Linked DNA regions of Homo sapiens: region 1 is linked to region 2. The links are chromatin loops, found by intact Hi-C in ENCODE. Cell type or tissue: IMR-90. All regions are shown on one strand. Links, peaks and the distances in the headings refer to the core of each region. The heading gives the core; the rest is flanking DNA. Region 1 overlaps EPM2A (EPM2A glucan phosphatase, laforin). Region 2 has its middle 33 kb from the start of TRQ-TTG4-1.

Region 1 (12,646 bases), core at 3,030-11,029, 490 kb after region 2:
AAGATATCACAAGGCAAATGGAGGCAGGGCAAGATCACAGGACCACAGGACCGGGGCAAAATTAAAATTGCTAATGAAGTTTCGGGCACACATTGTCAATGATAACATCTTATTAGGAGACAGGGTTTGAGAGCAGACAACTGGTCTGACCAAAAATTTATTAGGCGGGAATTTCCTCGTCCTAATAAGCCTGGGAGCACTATGGGAGACTGGGGTTTATTTCATCCCTACGGCTCGACCATAAAAGATGGCCGCCCCCCGAAGCGGCCATTTTAGAGGCCTACCCTCAGGGACGCATTCTCTTTCTCAGGGGTGTTCCTTGCTGAGAAAAAGAATTCAGCAATATTTCTCCCATTTGCTTTTGAAAGAAGAGAAATATGGCTCTGTTCCGCCCAGCTCACTGGCGGTCAGAGTTTAAGGTTATCTCTCTTGTTCCCTGAACATTGCTGCTATCCTGTTCTTTTTTCAAGGTGCCCAGATTTTATATTGTTTAAACACACATGCTGTACAAACAATTTGTGCAGTTAACGCAATCATCACAGGGTCCTGAGGCGACATACATCCTCCTCAGCTTACGAAGATGATGGGATTAAGAAAGTAAAGACAGGCATAGGAAATCACAAGGGTATTAATTGGGGAAGTGATAAGTGTCCATGAAATCTTCGCAATTTATGTTCAGAGATTGCAGTAAAGACAGGCATAAGAAATTATAAAAGTATTAATTTGGGGAACTAATAAATGTCCATGAAATCTTCACAATCCACGTTCTTCTGCCATGGCTTCAGCCAGTCCCTCCGTTCAGGGTCCCTGACCTCCCGCAACAATTTGTTCTCAACAATTAGAGTTAAGGTCATTCAAATGCTTATGAGAACATAGACAAAGGTCCTTGAGACATTTGTTATGCTTCAAATTCTATGAGAAAATAGACAAATGTCCTTGAGACAGTTGTTTAGCAGTCCAGTATGACGCGTTAGCCCTCTCAAAGGTAAGCTCAAGGCATGCAGAAAAAGGAAACAGAAGGAGTGATTGACAAAGCTTAGCCTTGGATTCACTATCTGCCAAGCCTCCAGTGGGGATCTTTGAGGGAAAACTCCCAGAAGGACCTTGATCAGTTCCAGCTAAGAATTTTAAGGGAAGACTTAATTAACAACTGTCAAACCATACAGAGCAGAAAATAGTACAACAAAAAACTTCTATGATTATAAAAAGACATGGATGAAATGGAGGCTTATACCAAGTTAATTTGAAGAAACATAATAGAAAAAAAAAAAACAAGGTAAAAGCAAAAGTAAAATTTAATCGTGCATTTTTTAAAATACTAATAATTGAATATCCCATTGTTATGGACTGTATTGTGTCTCCCCCACCCCAAAATTTATATAATGAAGCCCTGACCTCCCAATGTGATTATATTTAAACATAGGACCTTAATTAAGGTAAAACAAGATCACAGAGTGAAGTCCTAATGCCATTACACCCCATAAGAGGAAAAAACACCAGAGATCTCTCTCTCCTCAAGCACACTGAGGAAACACCGTAAGGATACAGGCAGATGGTGGCTATCTGCAAGCCAGGAAGAGAAGCATTACCAGTAACGGAATCTGCCAGCACCCTGATCTATGACTTCTAGTCATCAAAATTGTGAGAAAATAAACTTCTGTTGTTTAAGCCATCCAGTCTGTGGTATTTTGTTATGGCAGTCCTAGCAGACTAATACACTCATATATGCAAAATATTCCAATTTAATCCAGTTAATAATCAAGTATGATTGAGAGCTTGTTATGTATCCAGTCCTATGCTAGGAAGGGGTAATAAATGAAGTTTAAAACATGATTCCCACAATAAATGAACTTCTGTTGATTAGATAAAAGTTATAGGAAGCCATTAGTGAGTGAAACGAAACTAAATTATGAAAATAATTTTAAAACTGTATGTTAACTGAAACATGAACAGAGTACCAAAGGATTGCAAATAGGCCTCATCTCAAATGCCACTTTCCATGTATGATGACTGAAAGGCTATGCTGAGTTGTATTCTAAGGATCAACTGGCTCACTGGGAGAGAAAAATTATGATAGGTTTGTGGTGTGCATATGAATGTAGAAAACTAAAAATGGACTATGTTGGAGAAGGTAATATCAGTATGGGCTAGAATTACTGAGAAAGGATTTATAATAGAGGGAATGGGTGCTATGCTGTGATGAACAACAGGATATGCTTTAGACACATGACAAAGAGTACAAGAATGTATGAATAAGTATGATTCAAGTTAGGAAATGGATAAGAACAAATCTGTTTATTTCAGTGGGTAGAGTGACAACACTGGCCCATAGGATGTCCATATTACTGACTGAATTCCAAAGCCAGCACTGTAAAACAACTGGATTTCATGACTTGGAAAGTGAAGAACAGAATTACACATCTCTAACCATTACTGTATTTAAGAAGGCATTTTTTAATGCAAAGCATTTACATTAGTTAATGATTCATGATGATAAACATATTTCAAAATAGGAAGCATTTCAAAGGTTGTAGATTATGCTGAAAAAATTCCACAATGGCATTACCAGACAATTATGCTTTCATTTAAAATTAAACACAATAACAGAGCTTTCTTGAAATATAATTTTAAAATCAAATCTGAAACTCAGATTACTCTTAATAGGCTTCACTCAAACCATCAAGATTGAATTATTAATAATTCATTCAATGTGATAATAATCTAAAGAGATGCCAAAAGATTTGACCACCTAATTTGATGTGATCAAAACTTTTGGCAGTTTATTATACTATGACTAAAGATCAACCTATTAAAATGTGCCATCTCTGTATTATTGGAAACATTTGCTGGATACTGAAATTTACTTTCTATGTCACATGCAGAGATGTTTATTTTTGTGTTTAATAAATTTTGATTTAATTATTCTAATAATCTTTAATGTTGATTTTCCTACTGTCATTAAAACAATTTTCATGGCAGTGTCTAGACTTTTGTTGTTGTTGTTAAGACTGGTAGTTCATTTTTTTTCCTTCATGGCACTCTCAGAATTAACTAGAAATTTCCCTATTCATAGCCTGAACACAAATCCAAGTCATATGTTAAAAATAGATAAAGCATCTATATCAGTATTAGTCTCATTGTATAAGCAAATTTTTCTAACCACATTTTGCTACTTCATTTCGTATACCTTAAAGCCCACACACACAAAAAAAAACCTATCTTTGTGCACTTAAATATACAAATAATGCTGAGGCAGAAGGAGATAACTTCCCTAGTAGCTATATCTCAACAGTGTCCAACATTTAGTTGCAGAGAACACAGAATATAACTATTCATCCTGGAACTCTTCAGAACATTGAGAAATATTTTACATTTAATTCCATCCTAACCCAGCTAGCTAGGTAAACATGCATTTTGGCAGTTTCATAGTAAGAACATATTTGGCATAAAATATGTCTTCAATTAAGATTTTCCAGAATGTGGACTAAATAATTTAGTAAAACACTCCCTTGAGCTGATCTAGTTCTGCTGCAAAAACCATCCCTGATAGCTTCACACATTGCTTTCTTCCATGGCAAAAATATTTTACGAATATTAAGGGCATACAGTTGACATGAATATCACATATGCATTGGAAAGAAACTAGAAATATACAGCTAGTTGAAATGGAGGATAAAGTGACCAAATACAATCTTTAAAGATGAAATTGAGAAACTAGGTTGTTTTAAATCCTTTTAATAAGACATTATAAACTGAAAATAAAAGAGGGCGTAATCCTGGCAATTAGATTATCCTAAAATTTGCCGTAATCATAAACTACACATGTATAAGAAACAACTGAAGAAGAATTTTCTTTCTTTCAGAACTATGTCTGATTGCAAGCAACAGAAAATCTGGTTAACAGTGACCTAAACAAATATTAATATAAGACTCTGTCTTACATAACTAGAGGTGAGAAGCCAGGTAGCCCAGAGCTGGTCAACACCAAGATCTTCCTAAATGTCTGCTTTGCCGTCCTTCACATGCTGACTTTTGTCAAGCTTCTAACCTGATGTTCATAGGGTCACCTCTAGGCATCATGTCTGGAGTCCTAACCATGAAGAAGGGTGAAGGACCATGCCAGCTAAGCCTTTGTTCCTTTTCATGAGAAAAGCAAAAGCATTCCTGAGAGCCTTGCCTTCCCATATCTCATGAGCCAGAACTAGGTGACATTAACATCCCTAGGCCAATTGCTACCCAAGAGGAATAAGATTACCATAACTGGTTATAGCAATGATTCATTCCATTGCTACCTAAAGAAATCAGGATTCTGTTGGCTGCGGAGAGTGGAGAGAAACAAATAATGGTGATAGTGATGCACTGGAACACATTATCTTTCTCCAGCAAGTAATTTTGGAGGATAAATCATATTTCCTTAGGCATCACATCTCCACCTGATTTAATTCAAAACTATTCCATGTATTACATTTTTAATTGCAACTGATTTTTATTTAAACAAGTCAGCAGTAAAAGTAGAAGCATTTTAATGTACTCTTAAAACTTGCCAATTGCCACACACACACACAAAAAAAGCGAGCAAGAAAGAGAGTACCAGTTATTTGTCTAGTTCTTGATTGTGTCTGGCTTATACCTCTTCGCTATAACACAGAATCTTCTCATTCTATTCCTGGCTTTAAATCTCCCCAAATCCCTCCTCTTCCAGGTTTCCAATCATCTCTGCCCAACAGCATCTCTTATTGCCTTCTCTTGCCTCTAGCTAGCCCTGTGCTCACCCAGCACTCTTACTTCCCTATTCATTCTTCAGCGTCCTGCAATATGGCATCTGCACTCAATGCTCTATGGAAAAAAAACTTTAAACAAAGTCATCTGCTAGTTTCCATAATAATTTTTCACATTTCTTTACCTGTGTGCAATACTTAATGAGAGTGACCACCCTCTGTCGAAACTCTCCTTTGTAGGTTCCGTAAAACTTCTTTCTTGAAAGACAGTATTTTATAGCAGTTAAGTGCATGGGCTCAAGATTCAGACTCAGACTTCATTCCAAGTTGTATGATTTACTCTTTGTAAACAGTAATGAGAAAATCATTTAAGCAAACTGTGTCTGTTTTCTTATTTGCAAAAAGAAGAAAAAAAGAAAAAGAAAAATGCCTATCTGCCTCATAGGGCTGTTGTGAGAGAATTCAATGAGATAATCCATTTAAAAGATTTAACATAGAAACTATCACAGTTGATGTTCAACAACCAGTAACAGCTCTTAACTATTACCTTACACCTCTTCCAGTCCTCCTAGTCTTTGCAAAACTGTACACTAATGCAAAAGAGGTATACTACTAAAACAAACTCAAATTATTTTAACAATAACCTTGTTCAGACCTATATGTATCAAGACAAGACCATAATAACAGTAACTCCACTTGGGCTTATGTGTTTCCAAGGTACAAGATTTTTCAGTAACTCACATAGTTTACAATTTCTGCCCAACCCCTGCCCAACCATGCTAGCTTTACCCTAAAACTGAAACTACAAACTCTTTTCTCTTTGACTTGTGATCAATGCAATTTCTCTTGTTCTCTATTTTTATAAAATAACTTAATGCAAATGTAAGAGTTAACTTTTATTAATCTCTTCTTATTGGTTTATTCCTATCTGTGGGACAAAATATTTTGAATAGTGCTCATCTTAAACAAAATACCAGCTATCTCTCCCAACTTTCTCTTATCAGCAAATTTGATAAACATGTTTCTTTTTTTTTTTTTTTTCGAGACGGAGTCTCGCTCTGTTGCCCATGCTAGAGTGCAGTGGCACCATCTCACTCACTGCAAGCTCTGCCTCCTGGGTTCACACCACTCTCCTGCCTCAGCCTCCCAAGTAGCTGGAACTACAGGCGTCCGCCACCACGCCCAGCTAATTTTCTGTATTTTCAGGAGAGACGGGGTTTTGCCGTGTTAGCCAGGGTGGTCTCGATCTCCTGACCTTGTGATCTGCCCGCCTCGACCTCCCAAAGTGCTGGGATTACAGGTGTGAGCCACCACATGTGACCTTAGATATTCTTTAAAAAAAAACTTCCTTTTTTTCTTCCTGAAAACAGCAAAGATTTGGCACAAAACAATTAAAATGTTACATAGCATTTTAGCCATTTAAAAATATTTATTCTATCTACATCAAGTTTTATAAACAACTTTAAACAGCCTAATTTTTCAAGGCAATTACTCTCTTATACAGAATACAGTGATTATGTCAGTTTAAAAATTGCACTGATAGTCTCTTTACAAGTGAAAACTAGCAATCCATTACGCTGCTGAATGACTCTGATCTTCATGCTGTAGGATACAACTACTCTAACACATTTATGCCATTACTTACCTCAAAACCTTAATATCAACAAAAGTCAGCAAGGAATTATTCACCAAGCTTTACAAGTATACTTTTCTTATTTAACTCATCTTGTGGGACTAATTTTCTAGGAAATTCTGACACAAAGTTAACTGATATGAAACCATGATAAAGTGTTTCTCGAACATGTCATAAACATCAAGGATTTCACATAACAACTGTGTGATGATCTTCTGATGATAGGATAAAATAGGCATCACTGGTATTATCAGTTAAAAAGGACATCCATCAGCTTAATTTTAAAAACATTATTTTAAAATTGTCATAAAGAACCAATAGCAAGATTTTTGTAGGTTATTTTTAACTACTTTTAATTACCTACATCAAAGTAATCTGCTTATATCTGAGCAAAATTAAGCTATCTAATACATATTCCCAAATGAAGCAGAAGTTCTTAATAAATTGCTAAGCTTAAAGAGACTGCAGTCACATTTACTTCATTAAAGATTTTTTAAATGAATGGTAGTGGTTTATCTGAATTCTTTGAGAGAAAGGGAGTGCATGGGATGAGAAAGGAGAAAGATAAGGTTGGGAAACAATGAGGTACTTATTTAAAATAGTTATCAAATTTTTTTCTATAAGATTATATACAAACTATAAAAATTACAGTAGAGTGCAAGTGAAATACTGCCACCCAGTGGAAACAGAATATAAATAAAGTATTCAAATTTGAAAAGATTTTAAGAATTTCCTATCGCTTTTCATTTGGAATAATAGAGTTTAATAATTTTCAAAGTATTCTAAAATGTATTGTTTCTCAAAAAATCCAGTGGGACAGATAGCGGAAGTGTTAGTACATCTTTTCCTGAGTCTAAATTTCAAGATTAAATGACCTGACAGTCCTATACTTATACAGCAAAGCAAGGACTGAAGCCCAAGGCTGCTGGCTCTCAGTTCACTGCTGTTCACACCATATAACCCCTCCTAAAAAGCCTTTGACACCTCCATCTTTGTCCAAATATTGTACTTCATAGAGGATAAAACTGAGACTCAAAGATTATCACGTCCAAGGGTTCTTGGAAAAATAACCTGAGGCAGTACCCAAATGGTATTAATATTCTTAGAAGACTTCTAGTTTTCCTTTAAAATTCCTTTGAGATTTGTGTACTATTCCATAAGATAGATGTGTCTGTTTTAATTTCTAAATAATGCTTTTTTCCTCAAATGTCTTTTAGAAAAACTTATGCTTTAAGACAGCGTTGCATCTTTATCTCATGTTACAAATTTCCAGGCACATAATCACATTGAAGAAGGAAGATGGAGTGTATTCCAGTTTGAAATTTCTGGAAAGTGCCTTGCTCAAGTTCATATATTTATCAAGCATTTAATGAACATCTGCTACATGACAGGCATTGTTTTTGGTCCTAGGGCTTGCTGTAATAACAACCCCAAAGTATCAGTGGTATAAAAGAGCAAAGGTTTGGGCTGGGCACAGTGGCTCACGCCTGTAATCCCAGCACTTTGGGAGGTCAAGGTGGGTGGATGGCTTGAGCCCAGGAGTTCAAGACCAGCCTGGGCAACATGGTGAAACCCTGTCTCTACCAAAAACAAACAAACAAACAACAAAATATAGATATATAGATATAGATACAGATACAGATATATAGATATATATAGAGATAGATAGATATACACATGCACACACATACACACACACAAGTTAGCTGGGCATGGTGGCGCACACACCTGTAGTCTCAGCTACTTGGGAGGCTGAGGTGGGAAGGTCACCTGAGCCAGAGAGGTCTAGGCTGCAGTGAGGCAAGATTACGCCACTGCACTCCAGCCTGGGCGACAGACTGAGACCCTGTCTCAAAACAAACAAACAAAGAAAAAGTGCAGGGGTTTGATTATCTCCCATGTTAGAGTTCATTATAGATTGGCTAGGGGCTCTTGTTCACATTGTCATCATCTTCATGCTGACCATCAAGGCAATCCCTATTTGAAATAGCAACAATTTCTTGGCAAAGAGAAAGGAGAATGAGGCAACGCAACAGGAAATGACACACAGCACTTCCTCTCATATTTTACTGGCCAAAGCAAGCCACATAACAAAGATATACTTCTTCAACAGAGCAAAGAAGAACAATCTTCCCCTGGGGAGAGGACATGGATACTGGTAAACAGTAATCGCCTGCCATGCTCCAACATTTCCAAGATATACCAAGGAAAGATGGTGCTGGGTAACATGGAAGAAAGAGATCAGATCTCTCTGTATATGTGATGGGAATTCAAGCAATTTATTTAAATATGAAAAGAAGGGGTTTGCATAGAAGGCTGGAAGACTTGGAATGTTTAGGTTTCAGATATTCAAGATGCAAATGACTACATATTAGACAAGTAGAGAAAAGGTATTTAGAATGTTTGTGAGTATAAATTAAGACTCAAAGTCCCAGTTCTGGACATAGTACTTTATCAGTGTAAATCCATAAGAGCTGCCTGTATCCCATGAAGGATCCCACATCTTAACAGGAATTACACTGTAGGGTTGCTTATTGGGCATATACACAAAACTATAGCCAGGTAGGTGGTGTGTCAGAGCCTGATGTACAAAAATTATACCTAGAATCAACACATTAGGTTACCTAATTTATATATATGTAAACCTGCAAACAGTTGAGTGAGGACAACAAAGCCAGAAAGTGCACTAACCACATATATAACCGAAATATGTAACTTCACTAAACTGCATGCTATTTTTATAGCTCAATAACATTTGCTCCAGCTGGAAGGGTGCATGTTTTTCTTTCCCTCTGCTAATGCTGGAAGGTTAAGTCTCAGACAAGAAGCTCTAACGAAAGCCTTTATACTAAATCCAATCAACACTGATGGCCTAGGTAGCCACTGGAGAAAAACAGAGCAACTATACCTACAATGCACTAAAAGACCATGGCAGACAACACATAGAGATTAAAATAATATGCCGCTGTACTCCCAATCCAAAGGAATGTGTATACGCATGTGTTAGTGTTGTGTATTAATAAGATGGTTTTGTTCAAATACATTCAATAATTTTATATTGTATAATTGCTTGCTATGTTTAAGAATTATATAATAAATATAAATTATTTGAAGAGGCCACTTGCTATAGTTTAAGTGTTTGTGTTGCTCCAAAATTTATGTTTAAACTTAATCCCCAATCCAATGATATTGAGGTAGGGACTTTTGGAAAATGATTAAGTCATGAGGGCTCCACCCTCATTAGTGGGATTAGTGTCTTTATAAAAGGGCTTGAGGGAATGAGTTCATCCCTTTTCCCCTCTGCCATGTGAGGCTGCAGCAAGAAGGTATTATTTTGGAAACAAAGAGAAAGCCAAATCTATTAATACTGGTGCCTTAATCTTTGACTTCCCAGCCTCCAGAACTGTGAGAAATAAATTTCTTTTGTTTATAAATTACCCAATCTAAGGTATTTTTGTTATAGCAGCCTGAAAAGGCTAAGACACTACTTCTGATTGGTTTCCATATTATTACACCAAAGTCAATGTAGTGAATGTATCATGGTTTATTGTAGAACTAAAACTGCCATGATTTTGTCAGAAATCCAAGAAAATGGTACAGTACTAAGATAGGAAGTGGCAGGGGAAGAGCAGGCAAAAGTAAATAATTGCCAGATTGTGAGAAACCAGAAAGACCATACTAAGAAGTTTAGACTTATTTTATAGGAACTAGGAAATCATCTGATATGGTTTGGCTGTGTCCTCACCCAAACCACATCTTGAATTGTAGCTCCCATAATTTCCATGTGTCATGAGAGGAACCTGGTGGGAGGTAATTGAATCATGGGGGTGGGTTTTTCCCTGTGCTATTTTCGTGATAGTGAATGAGTCTCATGAGATCTGATGGTTTTATAAAAGGGTATACCCTTGTACATGTTCTCTTGTCTGCTGTCATGTAAGACGTGATTTTGCCCTTCTTTTGCCTTCCGCCATGATTGTGAGGCGTCCTCAGCCATGCGGAACTGTGAGTCAGTTAAACTTCCTTCCTTTTGTTATAAATTACTGAGTCTCAGGTATATCTTTATTAGCAGCATGGGAACAGACTAATATAGTAAATTGGTATCAGTAGAGTGGGGTGCTGCTATAAAGATACTTTAAAATGTGAAAGTGACTTTGGAACAGGATAATAGGCAGAGGCTGGAACAGTTTGGAGGGCTCAGAAGACAGGAAGATGTGGGAAAGTTTGGAACTTCCCAGAGACTTGTTGAATGGCTTTGACCAAAATGCTCATAGTGATATGGACAGTGAAGTCCAGACTGAGGTGGTCTCAGATGGAGATGAGGAACTTCTTGTGAACTGGAGTAAAGGTCACTCTTGCTATGCAAAGAGACTCGCACCATTTGGGCCCTGCCCTAGAGATCTGTGGAACTTTGAACTTGAGAGATGATTTAGGGTATCTGGTGGAAGAAATTTCTAACCAGCAAATCATTCAAGAGGAAGAAGAGCATAAAAGGTTGGAAAATTTGCAGCCTGATGATGCAATAGAAAAGAAAAACGCATTTTCTGGGGAAAAAATCCAGCTGGCTACAGAAATTTTCATAAGTAATGATGAGCCAAAGGTTAATCACCAAGACAATGGGGAAAATGTCTCCAGGGAATGTCAGAGACCTTTGCAGCAGCCCCTCCCATCACAGGCCTGGAGAAGCAGGAGGAAAAAATGGCTTCCTGGGCTGGGCCCAGGGCCCACTGCTGTATGCAGCCTAGAAACTTGGTGCCCTGTGTCCCAGTCACTCTAGCCATGGCTAAAAAAGGCCAAGGTACAGCTCAAGCCATGGCTTCAGAGGGTATAAGCCCAAAGCACTGGCAGCTCCGGTATGGTGTTGAGCCTGTGGATGCATGGAAGTCAAGAATTGAGGTTTGGGAACCTCCACCTAGATTTCAGAGGATGTATGAAAAGCCTGGATGCCCAGGAAGAAGTTTGCTGCAGGGGCGGGGTCCTCATGCAGAACCTCTGCTAGGGCAGTGCAGAAGAAAAATGTGGGATTGGAGCACCCACACAGAGTCCCCACTGGGGCACTGCCTAATGGAGCTGTTAGAAGAGGGCCACAAACCTCTAGACCTCAGAATGCTGGATTCACCAACAGCTTGCACTGTGTGCCTAGAAAAGACACAGACACTCAACAGCAGCCCATGAAAGCAGCCAGGAGTGGGGCTGGACACTGCAAAGTCTTGCATTAGTGTGACCTGGATGTGAGATATAAAATCAAAGGAGATCATTTTGGAACTTTAAGGTTTAATGACTGTCCTATTGGTTTTCAGACTTCATGGGGCCTGTAGCCCCTTAATTTTGGCCTATTTCTCCCATTTTGGACTGGTGTATTTACCCACTGTCTGCATCCCCATTGTATCTGAGAAGTAACTAACTTGCTTTTGATTTGATAGGCTCATAGGCAGAAGGGGCTTGCCTTGTCTCAGATGAGACTTTGGACTGTGGACTTTTGAGTTAATATTAAAATGAGTTAAGACTTTGGGGGACTGTTGGGAAGGCATGATTGGTTTTGAAATGTGAGGACATAAGATTTTAGAGGGGCCAGGGCAGAAGGATATGGTTTGGCTGTGTCCCCACCCAAATCTTATCTTGAATTGTAGCTCCCATAATTCCCATATCTCATGGGAGGGACCCAGTGGGAGGTAATTGAATCATGGGGGAGGGCTTCTCTCATCCTGTTCTCGTGCTAGTGAATAAGTCTCACGATATCTGATGGTTTTATAAAGGGGAGTTCTCCTGCACACACTCTCTGGCCCGCCGCCATGTAAGATATGACTTTGCTCCTCTTTTGCCTTCCAACATGATTATGAGGCCTCCCCAGCCATGTGGAACTGTGAGTCAATAAAAGCTCTTTTCTTTATAAATTACCCAGTCTCGAGTATGTCTTTATTAGCAGTGTAAGAACAGACTAATACATCATCTAAATATTTTGAATACACATGTGACATTATCCCATCTGTATTTTAGAAATATAATTCTAGTAGCTTGTAGAGGAAGGATTGAATAGAGAAGAAACACAAAGTAGTTCCTGTAGAAGTTCTTTAGATCATGTAGAAGACATAAGGAAATAATCCAGGGCAGAGGCAGCAAGATAAAACTCAAAAAGATTGTGGGATTGACAAAAACAAGAAATGGGGAAAAGATTCCCTATTTAATAAATGGTGCTGGGAAAAATGGCTAGCCATTTGCAGAAAGCTGAAACTGGATCCCTTCCTTACACCTTATACAAAAATTAATTCAAGATGGATTAAAAACTTAACTGTTAGAC
Region 2 (12,646 bases), core at 2,020-10,019:
GACAGAACATTTCCCAAGGTCTAAACCAATCCCCAAAACTTATTTTGGAGAGAAAAACAGCTGCTGGCAAGTAAACAAATAGCAGTCCTTTGAGGCCTCAATTTCCTCAGAAAAACAGGGACAATAATCTATGAGCAGTGCTAAAGGGAGGAGAGCCGATGAGGTCATGCATTTAATATACATAGCACAGTGCCTGACACATGGGAAATACTTTATAAAAAAAACTGTTATTTTTGTTTTTAAAACTGGCAGAATTTGAAGACGGGAAAAAAATCTCACTTTGTAGTAAGACAAAGAGGGGCAATATTTGAAGGTTATATTTGATAGGGTGCAGGCATGAATGTATTAACTATTTTGATCAGAGGACACAGAGAATGGGCAGGGTTCAGCTCACCCGTCCATCTCAAACTTTATGGGGTATTAACTCTAGATGTCTGAGCTGTTCCACACAGGAAGCAAGCTGCTCATGTAGATCGTGTTTCATAGGTGGTGAATATTATTAAAAACCTTTTTGATTCATTCGTAATTCCTAAACTGATATTTAAATTCAGTTAATAGAGTCTGAATCCAAATGCCTCTACCTCCTGTTCCTTGAGTAGCTAAGGTTCTTGTTTCTGAATTAGTAGTACCTGATTTCTGGGATGGTCTAGCTCAGTGTGGTATTGGCATTGGACAATGGCAAAAAGAACAAATATAGAAAGTCTAGACAAATACTCCATTCCATTTATTAGCGTGTGTCCTAATCTTGTTCCAATTTTGACAGATAAGATACAGTGCTTCCATAAACACAACTGATTATATAGAATGGACATTTGAAAAGAACAAGTTGGAAATGATACACATTTTCATTATTTGTCAAATTTTTATAAACTGACTTTTCCAAATTCATTATTTTATTCACATCCATTTTATTTGACTTATTTTAAATTGGTAGGCTTATTATTTAAAAATAAAAACAAAAACCCAGACTCAAGGAATCTGAATTCACAGTCCTCTGAAAATAGTATGGAAATGAAAATATAATTTTAGTGTAAAAAGAGTTACAGACTTAACGTACCTCAAAAGATGTCCGTTCTTTTAAGGTTATTTTAATTTGACTAGAGAGGGAAGAGAGGTCATAACTTTGAACTTTTTAAATAGCCTGAAAAAATTAAGAAACTGATATCTCTCTCCTCTCTTCTTCCATACTTTGGCTCCTCTTTCTCTCGTGCAAGATCTCATTTTGCTGAAAATGCTCATTTCATGTTTTAAAATATTTCCCTTCAGTTTCAGTTCTATTAATAAACAGCTGAATTTTTCTCTTGGCTAATCATCTTTTCCAAGTATTTTATTCCTCATTTAAATTATAAATAATAGATAATCATCCATCTATTTACTCAAAAAAAGTATCAGGCTCTTGCTGTTTCCCTGTATTTTGAAGATATAAACTGGAGTGAGACTTATCTCTGCATTTAAGGAGCTCATTTACCTCTAATCATTTGTTCTCTTCCAAGTCATTGGACACATCCCCAGCACATTCAGAGTGTCCCAATAATCACAGTTTATAGCTTTGATAACTGTTGATATTCTTTTGTCTTCATCACTAGGATCCTTGACTCTTACTGGTGACATTTTGGTGCCTTCTTTCTATTTGCTTGGCTAAACATTAAATACTAAATAAGCCAGAGTTTTTAAAAACAAAGATTAGATCCACTCACTAAGCATATAACAGGCATTATTTATCCAGAGATAAGGCTCTGGACACCTAGCATTTTCTCTTTGTTCTGCTATTAATTCTTTGTATAACCCCATCAATTTATCCCACTGCAGTATTCTAAGTCTGTTGAGAGCTGTTTGTCAAAATTAAGATCAGCCATAAAATTTTCAGTTTTTGAACAAAGTAGCACAACTAGGTTTATTACAGTGGAGTGACTTCATTACCTTCAAATCACTGATAAAAAAACCCCAATTTGCGAAAATCGAATCAATCACTCATTCATTAGCAAATAAAATGCAAAAACATCTACTTTTTACATTATGGACTATCCTGATTTTTATGTATATATCTCCAGTTGCAAATCATTTATTTTCATTGTTATACACAGAGAATATGCTCCTAGAAGGATAGACACAATATGACAATGTTCCACCAACACATGAAATATGACGTGTTAATAAGCATTTAATTTTATTTGCTTTAAAAATAGACAATTTAAATGTTTTACCTTTTTTCAAGTACAAATGGTGTTCATGTAATTCTCCTATGATATCTTTTCAGTCAGGTAGTCAAATGGCTAAACGATTGAAATGAAATTTGCAGACTCATTTAGCATGGGGCATATGTTTAAATGGGATGCAGAATTCCCTCATCCTGGGGAGCCCTCGCTGACTCTCTCTGAATATTTAAGCAGTCAATCTGGTTATGCCATTGCTTCATTGACTAGACAACACTAATTCTATTAAAGCCACTGGAGATGTGATTTAATCAGTTCGCCCATAGCAAATGTTCTATAAAGAATGTGCAACTTCTTTAAAAATGATGAAACTTCTAGAATTAGATTATTTAGCTCAATCTTCTACAAGAATCCTTTTCAAGTTAACTTCGAAATATGGTCATCCAGCTACCGCTTGAGTATGTCAAGGAGTGGGTGACCACTACTAGTTTGTGGAACATTCCATTCCAATGTTGGATAGTGAAAAGTCTCTTACGAGACTGCTTCCTCTTTCTCAAGGCTGCCATTTAATATTGTGGCCTTAGATAAACTTTTTCAACTTTTCTAAACTTTAACTTCTTCATATACATAATGATCATTTTGATAATACTTTCCTCACAGTGTTTTTCTGAGGATACAATTTTTTTTTTTTTTTGAGATGGAGTTTCACTCTTGTTGCCCAGGTTGGATTGCAATGGCGCGATCTTGGCTCACTGCAACCTCCACCTCCTGGGTTCAAGCAATTCTCCTGCCTCAGCCTCCCGAGTAGCTGGGACTATAGGTGCGCGCCACCATGCCCAGCTAATTTTTGTAGAGATTTAGTAGAGATTTGAATTTTAGTAGAGATGGGGTTCCACCATGTTGGGCAGGCTGGTCTCAAACTTCTGATCTCAGGTGATCCACCTGTCTCGGCCTCCCAAAGTGCTGGGATTACAGGCGTGAGCCCCTGTGCCTGGCTGAGGATACAATTTTTAATGCCAAGGCTGGCAGATCACAAAGTCAGGCGTTTGAGACTAGCCTTACCAACATGGTGAAACCCCATCTCTACTAAAAAATACAAAAATTGGCTGGGTGTGGTGGCATGCGCTTGTAGTCCCAGCTACTCAGGAGGCTGAGGCAGGAAAATTGCTTGAACCCAGGAGGTGGAGGTTGCAGTGAGCCGAGATCGCACCCCTGTACTGCAGCCTGGGCGACAGAATGAGACTCAGTCTCAAAAAAAAAAAAAAAAAAAAACTATGTAAAGTGCTGTTGGTACATTTGGTACATACTAAGCTCTCACTCAATACCTGAGAGCTGTTGTTGTTAGTGTTTTTACAACTATGGCATAATTAATTAGATGAAGCAGAAGATAATAAGTTACTTACCATAACTTCAAAGTGCCTTTAGTTAAAAGCAAGGTAGGCCTGAAAGCCAGGTTCCTCCTTTTACAAAGGGTAACATGTGCAGCTTAAAATAGGATACAGTAAAAATGTTCCAGACCATTGACTCCTGGCTTTGTTTCCTTTACTTTAGAAGTTAGGCTTTGACTCTGGCAGTGTTACAGGTTTAACACAATTTGAAAAACTTCTGTATATTATGGGATGTGTGATGTGACAAAAACTAGAAAGTGTAGTTATGAATGTGTTTCAAGGATCCCATCTAAAGACTCTCTTTGCCAGATTCTAATTAGAGTTTTAAGACTGCTCAAGTTATTGTTCACTTGATTTCTTTCTACGGTACAAATGGTTACAAGCTTACCAACTCACCTGTTGCATGGTACAAATGGCAGTAAATACCATTGCTGGGAAATATCAGCTGAGAGAAAAGTCAGTCTTTCATTGGGAAGTCTGGGTAGCTGGGGCTCTGGAGGAGTTTTCTTCCACCAGAGCAGAGACAAACTTCTCTCTGAATTGATGGGCAGAGTTCTCTCTAGCCACATTTTAACTGAGGGTGTAGCTTTTCCAAGGGTCTGCTTTATGCAAGGAATCCTGTTCAAACTCCCTGGCTCTTTGGAGCCCAAGATCTTAAATTTCATGACCACCTCAATGTTAAAGCCATTGGCTGTCAGGGCCAATTTCTGGGTCTAACACTTCTATTCTCCAGCTTATCTCAACTTCACCTGAGGTTGCATTCTTTTCTTTTTCATTTGTGTCCCACGGAGATTTTTCTTTCTTCTTACAGGCCTATTTATATTTACTTTCTTTTTCAGTTATGTTTTATGTCAAGTTTCTGTTGTTTATAGTAGGAGGAGTGACTTGCTATCTCAATTCTTAATGTAAGAACTGACAGTGAAAGAACATCTGCTTTGTATTGAACTAACGTGGGCCTCTCAGTATAATTTCTCCTTGCTGGTCTTTCTGCTATATTCTGACATCACCGAAAATGTCCAGTAGAGATGGAGTGTGGTTGCCATTCTTTAGATGCTCTTCAGTTTTTCAATTACCTTAAAGTGATAGGCCCAAAGCCTAACATCCCAGGGTGTTTTAACCAATGTAAACTAAAGAACTGAACGATCCCCTCTTTTGCTCTGAATCCTATTATTCCAATGATGCAATGTGTGATTGTACAGGCACATTTTGACAGCTTTAGAAGCTATTGACCCAGAATAAGTTTAGTGAAATAAATTTGTATGTGCTGCTGTAATACAGGGTAGAATTGAAGTTTAATTTTGTCAACTGGTTTCAGTCAGTTCAAGTAGATTGAAGATGCGCATTAATTTTAATGGTTTTTGTTATCTATTTGAAGTGTTCTCGTTGGACTACGGAAAAGCGAAAATATCCACAAGTGAAATCTTTGAAACTAATTCAAAGACAACCTAATACTAAGTAAAGAAGGGCAAAACTTTACTAAAACATATTCAACATGTGGCTGACTTGGCCTTTTCACTTTTATTGGCTCAATTTATAGATTTTTTACAAAGGTCAGTGTTTTGTATTCTCTATTTCAGTTCTTCTTTTGATTTTTTTCTTCATAATTAGTCTTATGACTATACCCTTAATTTAACACACAAAATATCCAACCCACATTTTTTTTTCTCCAAATTTTTTCTTTTACCAGTGAAAATTTAACCCTACAAAATACTTAGTGATAAATTTGATATAATTCAGCAGGTTGTTGCCATTTTTTAAGAAATAGGTGGTGCATTTACTGCCACCTGGTGGAATATTTGAGACGAGAGAGAAATAGAAACTAGATTAGTAAAAAAAAAAAAAAAAACACATTAAAAATACCTAACGAGGTAAAATTTCTTCACTGAGTCAGTATACTGGTTTACCTGGAGCCATGTAAAATTAATCTGGGCCCATATGTAACTTAAATTAATCTGAACCAAAGAAAAACATGGGCTTCAATTGTATTTTCTTTGGCTAGTTATTAATTTATTGTCCCAATGTAGGAGGCAATGCTAATCTGATTATAATTCATATTTGATTGTTTAGACATGAAGGCAAATGTCAGAAAAACCTAAAAAACTAGAAAATTTTTTTCTTACGTGTTCTTTATCTTTGATTCTCTGTATTAATGTTTGTTTGTATCCCTTAGTGAATCAGCCTGATTTTGGCTTGATTCTTTCTCTCATCTGTGTTCTACAGTTTGGTCTATCTAACATCTCAACAAACCAAGACAAACCAGGTAAAATTTCCTTGCCGTTCCTCACTTCAGCTTCCGTTTCTCCCAAAGTATTCTACATTAGTTTCCTTTTTTTTTTTTTTTTATGAACAAATTGTGAAGAATCTGGTCGCAGTTTTGTGATCTTCCTGCTAAACATCTTGGGATAGCAACTTTACTTTTCATTCTCATATTACACATCTGTATAATTTCAGGGATTGACTTGTTTATGTTCAATGTTCTCTTACAATTCTGAGACTCTATGAAGTCGTGAATAAATTAATTTAAATTTAAATGAATTTGACCAGTTAAAACCCTCTACAACTGTTAATACTGTATTCAGGGCACTAAAAGCTGATAGAATTTCCCAGACTTGATATTAGATTGAACAATTAGCCTTTCCTTAAATGATGCCACAACTGTCTGGTTTATTACTTATAATTTATACCACACTTGTTTCTTTTATTTGTCTACATTTATTGAGTCTTTGTTAGCTCCTGGGGTTATAGTCATAAACAATAGGTCAGCAAACAACATTAGGAAGATAGAAATAAACAAATGATTACAGCATACCTTAGTGGTTCCTCAACTTGAATGTTTATAGAAATCACTGGCAATATTTGATAAATTTGTAGATTCCAGGGCTCTAATAGAGCCTGATTACTTGAAACAATTAAATTACTTCTGATTCAATAGGTCTAAAAGTAAAGCCATAAACCTGTATTTTTCAGAAGTATTTTAAGTAATCCTGATGCAAGTGGTAGGACATACAACACACAAGAAAACTTGATATGAAAAATGGATGTTATAAAAGTAGGTAAGCACAAGGTATAAGGGAACATAAAGAAAGTGTATTTAATTCAATTAGGAGTCAGAGAAGCTGATAAGGAGTAAACCAGGAGAAGGAATGCATTCAAAAAAGAGTCTATGATTTCAAGCAAAAGAATAAGAATTCCATGTGGGAGAGCTTGGCACTTTCAGGGGATGGCAACTAGGTCAGTATTTCTGAAAGGTACAATTTGAGGATGAAATTGACCATATATTCAGGTAAAAAGCAAGTGTCAATAAATTTAAAAGAACTAGTGTAATTGGACAAAACGTCCTGATCATAATGCAATTAATTTAGAAATCGCTAATTTATTTTACTGCTTTATATGAATGAAAATGTGAAACTCACCAGATATTTAAATAATTTTTAGGTCAAAGAAGAAATCATAAGAAAAGTATAAAAGTGACAAAACTTAACTCTAATGAAAATGCTACACATTGGGAGAAATAGGGCAAAGTTTTGAATAGTATTTAGAGGAAATATTAGAGCCTTAAAACATATATTGAAAAAGTAGGAACCTTAGAAATTAAAGAAAGTGGAACAAAATTAAAATATAAGCTACTGAAAGTAAAACCCAAATACAGCAGAACAAAACAGGATTATTGTATCAATTTACAATATTTTTAGGAATTAAAACACATGCACACACGTGTGTGTATGTATGTTGACTAACGTATTATTTAGTTGAGCGTTTTTAATAATTTGAGCTTTGAGTTGAACTTACGAACTGTTTAAACTTGCAAGTTTTAAACTTCCATACATATGAAGTTTAAAAATAAGGTTTGCGTTGTTGTTATTGATTTCTAAGTCAATACCTAGGTTGGTACGTCACTGTATTCCACCAGAATGTGATTCCAGCTGTATCCAAGAATATGTATATTCTTTTTCTAAATGAATTTTCATGGGATAAATTATCATACAAATTAGCACATCATTAGTTAAGTTACAGATCTCAGTGTGCTGCGTAAGATGACTCCTTACAATTTTCCCATCTTTAATCAGTAAGAGAGAGATATGTATTACTATCAGGGCTATGGACAAAGATCTAATCCTATAATGAATATATGTATTATATAAGTATCTTTCTTCATTGTATGTCAATAAGGTAAAGAAAAAACTTATTTCTGAAGTAGTGGTATTAACAAGTAAATAAATGAAGGTGTTATTTTGCCTAAATATTCAACCTCAGGTGATTAGCATAATACCATTTTTATTTCTTTTAATTGTTTATTTCCATAGGTTTTTGGGGAACAGGTGTTATTTGATTACATGAGTAAGTTCTTCAGTGGTGATTTGTTAGATTTTGGTGCACTCATCATCTGAGCAGTAAACATTTTTATTTCCAGTATCAATTATAAAAATAAACATGTTCTGATAGTTAATACAATTGAGATAGAAAGAGGCTGTCTAGCCAAAATATTATTCTTGAATACCAGTTATGATCTTATTTCAGTAGGCCTTATCTTGAAACCTTGCTCCTAACACAGTAATGCATTATACAATATATCTGCAGCAATTTATGGTTCATAAACACATTGTATTCATCTGGAATTATAATGAAAAAATAGTGACAATAATCCCAGACACTATACCTTTTCTCCCCTTTCATTGCCTTCTATTAGAAAGCCTGTTGGCATTGAAACCATTGGAAGTTTTGGAGACTTTTAAGCTAGGCAGGAAGCCTTGAAAAGTTGATTTAAAAGCTTGAAGAGGGAGACTATGTGAGAAAAGAATTAACATGGTAGACCTGACACTCCTTTTCTTGGAAAGTCCTGCCTGAAAGATTGAGCCTTGTCTGGTATCAGGGAACTTGACTGGCAAACAGCTTTCTACACTAATAAAACTTCCTTAAATGAAACAAGTGGCTCACTGTGCTTACTCCCTAAGTTATTTATACGAACAATACAATTTATTCTGAACACCTGCTTTCTTTAAGGAAATCTGGAATTCTGGTACATGCTAGGCAGAGAATGCCTTTATTACCAGATTACAATAAAAGCCTTGGACACTGAATCTTCAATGGGCTGCCTAGTACATACGTGTTGTCCCATTTCAAAAATGGGGAAATTAATGTGTCCTGTGTGACTCCAGTCTTGGAAGCTTGTGCTTGGTTTCATCTGGATTTTTCCAAGTGCCTTTTTGCTTTGCTGATTTTGCTTTGTATCATTTCACTGTAATAAGTCATAGCCATGAGCAGGATTATACGCTGTGTCCTGTTAGCCGCTCTAGCAAATCATCAAGTTAGATTGTGGTCTTGGGGACCACACTCAACATAGTGATATACAGGAAACATTGACCTGCCATGTAATGTTCCCTATCCATGCTGTTTGAAAGTGGAATAATACAAAGGAAAAAGAGTCATATATTTGACCAATTTGGAGTTATCTGGACTAATAAACACCCTCTAAAACTATAAAAGTGTCTTTTGAAAGTGCCAAGAGGTTCATCAGTTATATACTGAGCAATAATACTAACACCTAATATCATTACAGCATTTCTTACACTAGTCACAGTCCTAAATTCTTTAACTGGATGATGTTATTTAATCTATACAGTGTCTTATAACAGTACCTGTAATTAGTCCTACTTTACAAATAGAGAGACTGAGGTCAGAGTAACTAAGTGACTTGCCCTGGTCACACACCTTGTGAGAAGCAGAGGCGGGTTGTGAACGTAGGGAATCTGATTCCAGAGCCTACCCTCTTAACTACTGCCCTCCTGTATTTGGTCCAGACTTTTTCTAATCTATTATAGAAGGAAGAGGGATTTTGGTTGGAGGGAGAGGGATAGATAATTTTGGAATACAGAAACTTGATTCCTGGAAGGCTTAGATTGTTACTTCCCTTTACTCCATCATACTGTGATTACGGCTACATATTTTTTAAAATCATACACTGAGGACATAAGGGGAAAATACTGGAACTGTGTTGGCCTGAAGGCCTGAAAAGAAGAGGCTGGAAATGTAAGGGAAATTAGAAAATAAATTAGGAAAGTGACAACTATAAAATTAACATATTTAAACAAATATGGCTAGAGCCCAGTGATCTTATTGAAGGAAGAAGAAAGATTTTGGTGTTTGGAAATCCAAGGAAGCTAGCATTGCGAGGCAGAACAACACAACAGAGAGACAGACACTTCATATATCTCTATCTCTATTATCTCTTTCTCTCTCTATCTCTATCTCTATATTTAGATATATGATATCTATATTGATCTAGATCTATCTATCTATCTATCTATCATCTATCTATCCCTCTGTCATCTGTCTACCTATCTATTTGACATCGAGGTAGGTATCTTCAGAGGATACAAAGTGATCCTCTAAACTCTTTGGTGAAATAGTGATGTAGGCTTGCAGGTAAGAAAACTACCTGACTCAAGGGAAAGCATCACAGAATCACGGAAAGGAGCAGGCGGAACAATCCTAAATGCTCATTAATGGATCAGAAATAGTTATTATTTCCAGTGGTCAAAGTGGAGAAATATTTTTATATACAGGGCATTGGGTAGAGTTCTTAGGAAGCTATTGTCTCAGTATTGCAGCTAAGTTACTCCCAAATTACCCAAAGCAGAAAAAAAAAATGAAAAAACCACCACAAGGCACATCGTTGTAATATTGCTGATATCAGTGATGAAGAGAAAATGTTAAAATCACCCAGAGGATAGAAGACAAGTCAAGTACAGAGGAATGGCAGCAGATGTGACATCAGGAACCACCCAAGCAAGAAGAAATGATAAATATCTTTAAAGTGGTGAAAAGAAAAAGAAAACTAAATCTATATCCAGACAATATATTTTTCAAAAATAAAATCAAAATAAAGACTTTTTCAGATAAATAAAAGCTAAGAGAATGTATTACCATCAGATCTTTACTACAAAAAAGGTTAAAGTAAATATTTCATGAAAAAAGAAAATACCACCGGAAGTTTGAATTTACTACACAAAGAAATAAAAAGCATCAGAAAGAGTAAACTTATGGGCAAATTTAAAAGCTTATGAAAATATTTTTGAGAAATTTAATAGATAATAGACTTTTATAAGCAAAGAATATGTTTTGGCATTTCTAACATATGTAAAAGTAAAACTGTGACAAAATAGCACCAAGGCCAGAAGCAGAGAAATGGAACTACAACAAGCATACTGTTGTAAAGTTCTCATACTATAAATAAAGTTATGCAATATTACTTGAATGTACAAGTTAACAATATAGATTGTAAACCTTAAAGCTACCATCAAAAAAACCTACAAAGAGGCTAGGCTAATAAACCAACAATGGATGTAAAATGAAATATTAAAAAACACTCAATTAGTACCAAAATGTCAGGAAAAGGGGGAACAAACCCTCAAAATTAGATGGGACAATAAAAAATAACCAGATGTTAATTTAAGCCCTCCTTTATGAATAATTCTATTAAGATAAGGGATTAACAGTGTAACTAAAAGGCAGAGGTTGTCAGACTGATATAAAAGCAAGATCCAATTATATGGTGATATGGTTTGGCTCTGTGTCCCCACCCCAAATCTCATGTTGAATTGTAATCCTCAGTGTTGGGGGAGGGACATAGTGGGAGGCAACTGGATTGTAAGGGAGTGGATTTATCTCTTGTTATTCTTATGATAGAGAGTTCTTACAAGATCTAGTTATTTGAAGGTGTGTAGCACTTCACCTGTCCCTCTCTCTGTCTCCTGCCAACATGTGAAGATGTGCTTGCTTCCCCTTCACCCTTCCACCATGACTGTAAGTTTCCTGAGGCCTCCCCATCCATGCCTCCTGTACAGCCTGTGGAACTGTCAGTCAATTAAACCTCTTTTCTTTATAAATTACTCAGTCTCAGGTAGTTCTTTTTTTTTTTTTTTTTCTTCAGATGGAGTTTCACTTTTGTTGCCCAGGCTGGAGTGCAATGGTGTGATGTCGGCTCACTGCAACCTCAGCCTTCCGGGTTCAAGTGATTCTCCTGCCTCAGCTTCCCAAGTAGCTGGGATTACAGGTGCCTGCCACCATGCCTGGTTAATTTTTGTATTTTTAGTAGAGACAGTGTTTCACCATGTTGGCCAGGATGGTCTTGAACTCCTGACCTCAGGTGATCCACCTACCTTGGCCTCCCAAAGTGCTGGGATTATAGGTGTGAACCACCACACCTGGCCAGGTAGTTAGTTATAGCAGTGTGAGGGTGAACTAATACATATGGCCTTAAAAATTATTTTTTAAACCCCACCAAAAAGTGGACAAAGGACATGAACAGGCATTTTTCAAAAGAAGATATACATGTGGCCAAAAAGCATATTAACTAAATGCTCAACATTACTAATCAATAGAGAAAAGCAAATGAAAACCACAATGAGGTATCATCTCACACCAGTCAGAACGGCCATTATTAAGAAGTCAAAAATTAACTCATGCTGATAAGATTGCAGAGAAAAGGGAACACTTATACACTGCTGGTAGACATGTAAATTAGTTTAGCCGTTGTGGAAAGCAGGATAATGATTTCTCAAAGACCTTAAAACAGAATTACCATTCAACCCAGGAATCTCATTATTGGGTATATATCCAAAGGAATATAGTTTATTCTACCATAAAAACACATGCACATGTTTCTTTATTGAAACACTATTTGCAATAGCAAAGATGTGGAATCACCCTAAATGCCCTTCAACAGTAGACTGGAAAAAGAAAATATGGTACATATACATCATATAATACTATACAGCCATAAAAAAGAAGGAGATCATGTCTTTTGCAGCAACATGGATGGAGCTGAAGACCATTATCCTAAGCAAACTAATGCAGGAACAGAAAACCAAATAGCACATGTTCTCACTTACAGGTGGAAGCTAAACAACAAGAACACATGGACACAGAGAGGGGAACACCGGACACCAGGGCTTACTTGAGGGTGGAGGTGGGGAGGAGGGAGAGGATTTAAAAAATACTGTTGGGTACTATGCTTGTTACCTGGGTGACTAAATAATCTGTGCACCAAACCCCCATGACATACAGTTTACCTATGTAACAATGTTGCACATGTACACTTAAATG

What was found. A loop is a pair of places that touch in the nucleus more often than their neighbours do. Peaks named below come from ENCODE experiments on the same cell type or tissue, not always from the same donor. Only the 100,000 strongest peaks of a DNase experiment are listed, where the experiment ranks them.
Region 1: it touches region 2 in a loop (4-fold over the local background); 3 of 110 quality-filtered maps call a loop at or near these places.

Annotation. Positions count from the first base shown.
Region 1 is chr6:145,697,351-145,709,996 of GRCh38, forward strand. The region is part of intron 1 of EPM2A (EPM2A glucan phosphatase, laforin); the gene reads right to left. Among named protein-coding and RNA genes, the nearest start is that of EPM2A-DT, 31 kb to the right of the region's middle. In IMR-90, for the core only: a CTCF peak has its summit at 7,029 (motif pointing left); a DNase peak (open chromatin) is centred at 8,381.
Region 2 is chr6:145,209,362-145,222,007 of GRCh38, forward strand. No RefSeq gene overlaps it. Among named protein-coding and RNA genes, the nearest start is that of TRQ-TTG4-1, 33 kb to the left of the region's middle. In IMR-90, for the core only: a CTCF peak has its summit at 5,321 (motif pointing left); no DNase peak of the experiment used is centred there.